2 separate regions of the Mus musculus genome follow, and region 1 is linked to region 2. Evidence: chromatin contacts called from ENCODE POLR2A ChIA-PET data. All regions are on one chromosome and are shown on one strand. Each heading gives the region's core, a stretch centred on a gene start or an enhancer-like site at or near the end of the contact. The rest is flanking DNA. Distances are from core to core; before and after follow the strand shown. Region 1 holds the start of Zfx (zinc finger protein X-linked). Region 2 holds the start of AU015836 (expressed sequence AU015836).

Region 1 (3,103 bases), core at 82-2,581, 150 kb before region 2:
ATTACAGGTTTGAGTTATCATGCCTGTCTCCCTTTTAAAAACAATTTTATGATTGTAAGCTGATGAAACAATTTACATTCTTAGAATATGTTTAAAGACACCTCACCCCAGTTTGCAATTTGCTTTATCCTTTTTGTTCTTTAAAGATGTCTTAACTATGGGAAAACAGCTATCAACACTGTCTACCAATATGTCAAGCTGGGTGTCTGAGCACACGTCTGTGATCCCAGCACTTGGGAGGCCGAGGCAAGAAATTGGCTATATCCCGAAATATCCACTGTCTTATGTCCCCCAGTACACCACAAAAAGTTCTATCATGTTAGAGTCTACAGTAATGTACAAACTATATAGTTTAATGTTTTTCGGTGGTAGTGGCCCATGCCTTTAATCTTAGCGCTTGGGAGGCAGAGGCGGGTAGATCTCTTGAGTTCAGCCTTGTCTACAAAGTTAAGTTTCAGGACAGCTAGGACTACTCAGAGAAACCCTGTCTGGCAAAAAAAAAATGCCACATAGTGATCTGGATTGAGAAAAACACAAAACTCCTATTTTTAAGTTTATAAATATTTTGTTGAATCAGATACTTTCACTTCTTTATCTTCTTAAAGTTTAAGAGACTTAAGAATTTTATTTAAAAAAATCTCGATAATTGTAGAGTGTTATAGCATTATTACATACATAAAAGTTATGATCCATAGACTTCCAGTGTAACACACGTGTAGTTTCTATAGCACTAAAAATCTCTATTCTCTGCAGTGTGCTAAAGGCTTCAAAATGTACCTAACCCCCCCCCCCATAAAAAGAGACCAATTTGGCTTCCCGACAGAAAGCTTATTTATTAAAAAAAAAATTACCGGGTTTGGTTGTTATTCTAGGTACCCCCCCAACACTCTGCCTGCACCATTCAAATTGGCAAGGCCATTTTCATTTTGTTTCAAAGTTGTTTTTTTTTTTTTTTTTTTTTTTAAAGGGAAGGCAGGGGACGGCGAGGGTTGCTAAATTTATCTTCATCCCCAGGCACCGGGGATGAAAACACACACACACCGCACACACACACATTTACGGCGGGAGGGGGGTCTGCGGGCCTGCAAACAACTCGAGCCACCGCCTCAGGCCGGGACCCTCGCGGAGAGGCGGTAGGTGTCCCCGAAGGCCCCCGGGGGGTGGCCGCGGCCCACAAACATGGTGGGGGGTGGCCCGGGCCTCCCGCCTCTCGACGGTGTCGGTGGGCCACGGCCTCGTGCGGATTTTACAGCCGAGGCGGCGGCGGCGGCGCGTGTGTGGCGGCGGTGGCGGGCGGGAGCGCGGAGGTGGAAAGAAGGGGGGCGCTGTCACGGAAACTCGGGCCGCCGGAGACCCCGCCGCAGCGAGGCCACTGGGCTCCCCGGTTGCGGGGCGTGAAGGGCGCCAACCCGGGGCGTCAGCGGGACCCACCGGGCGGAGGAGGGGGCCCAGCTACCCTTCCGCATTTTCCTGGGTCTCTCTCCCCGGCGGTGACGTGACGTGCTGACGGCGGGCCCGTGCCGGGGAGCTGGGCCGCTTTTTGTCAGCTCCGAGCTCGGCCCCTCCTCCCTCCCTCCGCCCGCCCCACCAGCCGGAGCCCGGCCCAGTGCTCCAGAGAAAGGCCGGCCTGCAGCACCCGCCACCGTCGCCGACCGCCGCACGACCGTCCGGTGAGTCCGGGGCGCCACTGCGGCCGTAGGGCCTGGTGCGCGCGCGGCGGCCTGCTCTCGGCCTGCTCGGCGGCCCGCAAGGCGCCCTCCCGCGCTAGGCCGGGCGGCGTGGCGCGCGACGCCGAGCAGGCCCCGAGGAGGCCGCAGTTAGGCCCGGGGTGGCGCCCGGGCGCTCAGAACGGCGGTCGAGGCGCGTTCTGGAAACGGGCGGGGACCGGGGCAGTGCCGCCCGGCGGTTGGGGAGGCGGCTGAGGGGTCCCGGGTGGGCGACGTGGCCGACCCGGGGCACCGTGCGGGGGCGAGGCCTGGCGAGGAGGCTAAGGCTGCAGGCATGAGGTGAAGGCCGCAGGCCGGCCCGGCCGATTTTCGCTATGTAAATATCGGCGAGGGGGGGGGGAAGAGGGACGGGGGACAAGATGGCGGCCGGCCGGCGCCTGCTGCAGGCTACGACGGAGGGGGTTGCCGGGAGGGGGAGCCGCCATTTTGAAGGCGGCGTCTGAGGAGAAAATTCCGCTACAGCCCGTGAGGGGGGGTGTGAGAGCGGGCCGCGGCGGCGCTAGCTACGGGGACCGGAGCCCGGGCGCGGCGTCGAGTGTGCGCGCAGGGGCGTGTTCGCTCCCCATGGCGGCCATTGCCCTCGTCGCCATGATGAGCACTTGGATCCCAGGCGCTTGGCGGCAGCGCCACCTTCCTGCCCAGCCTCCCACAGCCCCGTGACTGGCTGCTGTTTCCGCTGTGTTTCAGTTGAGCTGCCGCAGGCGGCCATCGCGGCCGTCTTGGCGCTGGAGCCACCTCATCTGTATGGCCCCGGGGCTCCGAGCCTTTTCCCGGCGCTTTGCTGCCGCTTCAGGGTGATCTGCCGCGGTGGCAGTAGTGGAGCCGGAGACATTTTCTTAGGACTTTATTTTCTCAGAGGTAGATAGACGTGGCCGTTAGGGTGACCCTGGTGCGGTGCTTCTCCGCCAATCGTTGCTTTCACGACTCTGTGAATAAAGAAAGAAAAGTGATGGGAAAGTTCTCACCACTCTTTTGACCAATAGGGGGAAAAAGGCATCCTACGAAAGCGGAAGACTAGCATATCGGAGGGAAGTTTTTGTGTTCCTTTCTGTGGAAACAAGTTTCTTGGGAGGCTGCGTTTGAATTTTGGTATATATATTTATTTATTTAACTGAGGAAAATTAAAGGGCAGAAAGTTATTTTCTTATCCAACGATGTAATGTGACGTATTAGCTAGCTTTCGTTGATTCGCTGTGGTAGCCCGTTTGTGAGGTTTTTAGAGTGGAATCGCACCCCATGAAATTTCTTTCGATCTCACCCGGTACAACTTTGCTGGTAACCTCGGCGTCCCATGCCGGCTGTGCTAGGTGCTGAGAAAGAGTAAGGAGGGTTCTTGTAAGTGGTGGCTGTGGGAGGCTTGTTGTTCAGAAGTAGAA
Region 2 (3,071 bases), core at 285-2,784:
AGTCAAATGATCGGAATTCTACCTTCCAACTGCAGACACCCAAGAGCGTGGATGCACTGCAAACACGCAAACAAAACACAGCACAGCAGCCCCCACCCATATATTCCAGTGCCACTATCTGATCTCTGGCCTCTTCCAGTAGGAACGGCCTCACTCTAGCAATCTTAAGGAAGACGTTTTGGCCTCTACTTAATTTCCCAAAGAGACATAAAACCTACTAAAAGGGATACAATGGGTCAGCATAAATCGGCTTACTTACGAGAGACTTTTCTGAGTAACGGCTCTTGACTGTTGAGAAACTTCACATAATTTCAAAGTGGCAGAATCCAGGGCACTCAGAGAGGACAGTTCAGCAGTGGCCTAGTGTTGAGGGTAAGTTTCTGTATAATGTAGGTGCACACACACACCCCTCTTTTCTTCAGGGTCAGGCAAGCCGCCAAGACCTCGATCATCAAAGTAAGTTATTTTCTATATTACAGTGCATAAAACAAGAGAGGAAAGGATACTTTCATTGAGAGAGAGAGCAAGCGATCGAAAGGCAGGCGTTCATAGTGCAGAAAGTTCTGTGGCTAAGTAAATGGGCAGCAGCTGGGGCTTGTGGCCTTCAGGCGCTGAAGTACTGCAATTTGCCTCCAGAGGAGGCCTCAGCGGCGTCTGCTTCCTCCTTGGGTTTGGCTGGCTCCGCTGGCTCAGCTGGCTCCGCTGGCTCCTCTTCATCCTCCTCACCGAAATAGTTAGCCTCATAGAAAGCATCCTCATCCTCTTCGTCCTCTTCATCCTCTCCCTCCTCCTGGTAGTCAGCCTCGTAGTAGATTTCATCATCTTCGTCCTTATAATAGTTGTCTTCGTACTGGTAGTAGTCTTCATCGTCATAGTAGTCGTTATTGTTGTAATAGTTGTTCTCGTGATAGTAATCCTCCTCCTCCTCCTCCTCCTCCTCCTCATACTCCTCTACTTCGTAGTAATAGTCATCTTCATCTTCCTCCTCCTCCTCCTCCTCCTCTACCTCGGCATTCTCAAGCCCCTCGTAGTAGTAGTCATCGACATCATCGTCCTCTTCCTCCTCCTCCTCCTCCTCATCCTGCAGGGCCTCCTGGTAGATGTCCGAGTTGTCGTCCTCGCTCTCGCTCTCATTCTCTTCTTGAGGATAGATGTCTGGGTATTTCTGCATGCACTCCTTCAAGGCCTGGTACTCACTTGCACAATCGGACCCCTTGACTTCTTCGGTGCTGTGGTGGAAGCAGGAAAAGGCAGACTTGAAGTGTTCTCCACAGGGGCCGCTGGCCATTCCTCCAAGGCACGGGCAATTCCAGTTAATGCTGCCACTTGGCAGTATCAGTCCATACTCTGCATGGGGATCATTGGGCTCGTCAACCACCAGCTCGGCATTGCTGGGACTTTCGTGGTCTTCTTTGGTCACGAATACAACTTTATCTTTCTCTTCCTGCGGGCTGTAGGCCATGGTAGCTCCGGGTACTGCTTCGCAGTGCTGGTGCTCCCAACTAACAGCTTGCAGCTCTGAGCTCGAAATGCTGGAAGGCGTGGCGGTAGCTGATACACCTTCAGGCTGTGACCTCCCTCGCCCCTCCTCAGGCCTGGAGGGGCGGTTCTAAGGCCGGCACAGATCCGCCCCTTCAGGCCTGCTTGCTGCTGGCCTTCAGTATTTTTCAAAGGAAAACCTAACCTCCTGTTCTTTGGATGAGTACCCCTCAAAGGTCTACATGGAAAAGCTAGGTCCCCAGGGTGGTGCTACTTGCTGGGCAGTCCCTGTGGGGCTTTAAGCATCCCTTGTAGAAATTAGTGGACATCCTTAGGTAATTGAGGGTATACCTGTGAGGGGAATAAAGAGTCTAAAATCTCTCAGGCCCTTTGCATCCTGGATGATAATGTGTCTGATACTGCCTTCTATTCGTAGACTTGAATCTCCAGAACCATGAGCCAAAACAAAGCTCTCTTTACTTCCTAAGTACCCTGGATCAGGCATTTGGTTACAAAGCTCCACTTTTTTGAGGAAAAGTCTCACCCACTTTTCCTTCCTTACCTCTGCATCAGCTAATTGCAAACTTGGCTGAACATAGGGATCATCTGATGGCTTGCTAAAGTTAACATTCCCAAGTTCTCACCTGAACATTATTATTATTGAGTAGGCTGGCGTAGGTTCTTAGACTCTGTGATTTTTAAGATTCTCTTCCATAAATATAATCTGAACAATTTTCTAACTCTGAAATAAGGTGATTGTTGGTATGTTGTAAATTAAGGGAAATATGAATTATTTAATGTCAGTACAAAGGAAAATTAATATTTCCTTTTAATGATTTTTCTCCTGAGGGACAGACAACAATAAAAGATGGCAACCCTGCTTTATCAAAACACAGGCCTGAATTATTTTTATTTATTTATTTACTTTTTATTAGACATTTTCTTTATTTATTTACATTTCAAATGTTATCCCCTTTCCTGGTTTCCCCTCCGAAAATCCCCTATCCCTTCTGCTCTCCCCCTGCTCAACAATCCACCCACTTCTGCTTCCTGGTCCTGGCATTCCCTTATATTGGGGCATAGAGCCCTTCACAGGACCAAGGGCCTCTCCTCCCACTGATGACAGACTAGGCCATCCTCTGCTACATATGCAGATAGAGCCACGAGTCCCACCATGTGTTTTCTTTGGTTGGTGGTTTATTCCCTGGGAGCTCTGGGGGTTATTGGTTAGTTCATATTGTTGTTCCTTCTATGGGGCTGCTAACCCTATCAGCTCCTTGGGTAACAGGCCTGAATTATAACCCTGCATTTCTTATTTTGTTTGGTTATTGTTTTAAAATTAAACAGGTGGTCCTTAATGCTCCCTGGTCAGGGACACACCTTTTTATTTGTTAATTTTGCAAGTTGAATTCAGTTATAGCTTCCAGAATAGAAAATGAGTTGGCCACTGCCGGCACCCATCACAATGATGTTCAGTCATTCGGTCATTCTGTTGTTTAGTGGCTGGTAGTTTCCAGTGGGGGGTGGGGTGGGGTGGGGAATCACTGAATGCTCAGATGACCCAGGTGAAGCGCAGCTCAAACAATCGCTTA

Evidence for each region. ChIA-PET counts read pairs that join two places held with the same protein, here RNA polymerase II (POLR2A).
Region 1: POLR2A ChIA-PET joins it to region 2 with 10 read pairs in embryonic stem cell. The contact joins the promoter of Zfx here to the promoter of AU015836 in region 2. POLR2A ChIA-PET finds 5 or more read pairs at or near these places in 2 of 5 experiments (Patski and embryonic stem cell).

What each region holds. Positions count from the first base shown.
Region 1 is chrX:94,121,635-94,124,737 of GRCm38, reverse strand. Zfx (zinc finger protein X-linked) reads left to right here and starts at 1,331. Exons shown (of 9, transcript NM_001044386.1): 1 at 1,331-1,670.
Region 2 is chrX:93,967,119-93,970,189 of GRCm38, reverse strand. It overlaps AU015836 (expressed sequence AU015836), which reads right to left and starts at 1,534. Exons shown (of 3, transcript NR_028320.1): 1 at 260-1,534.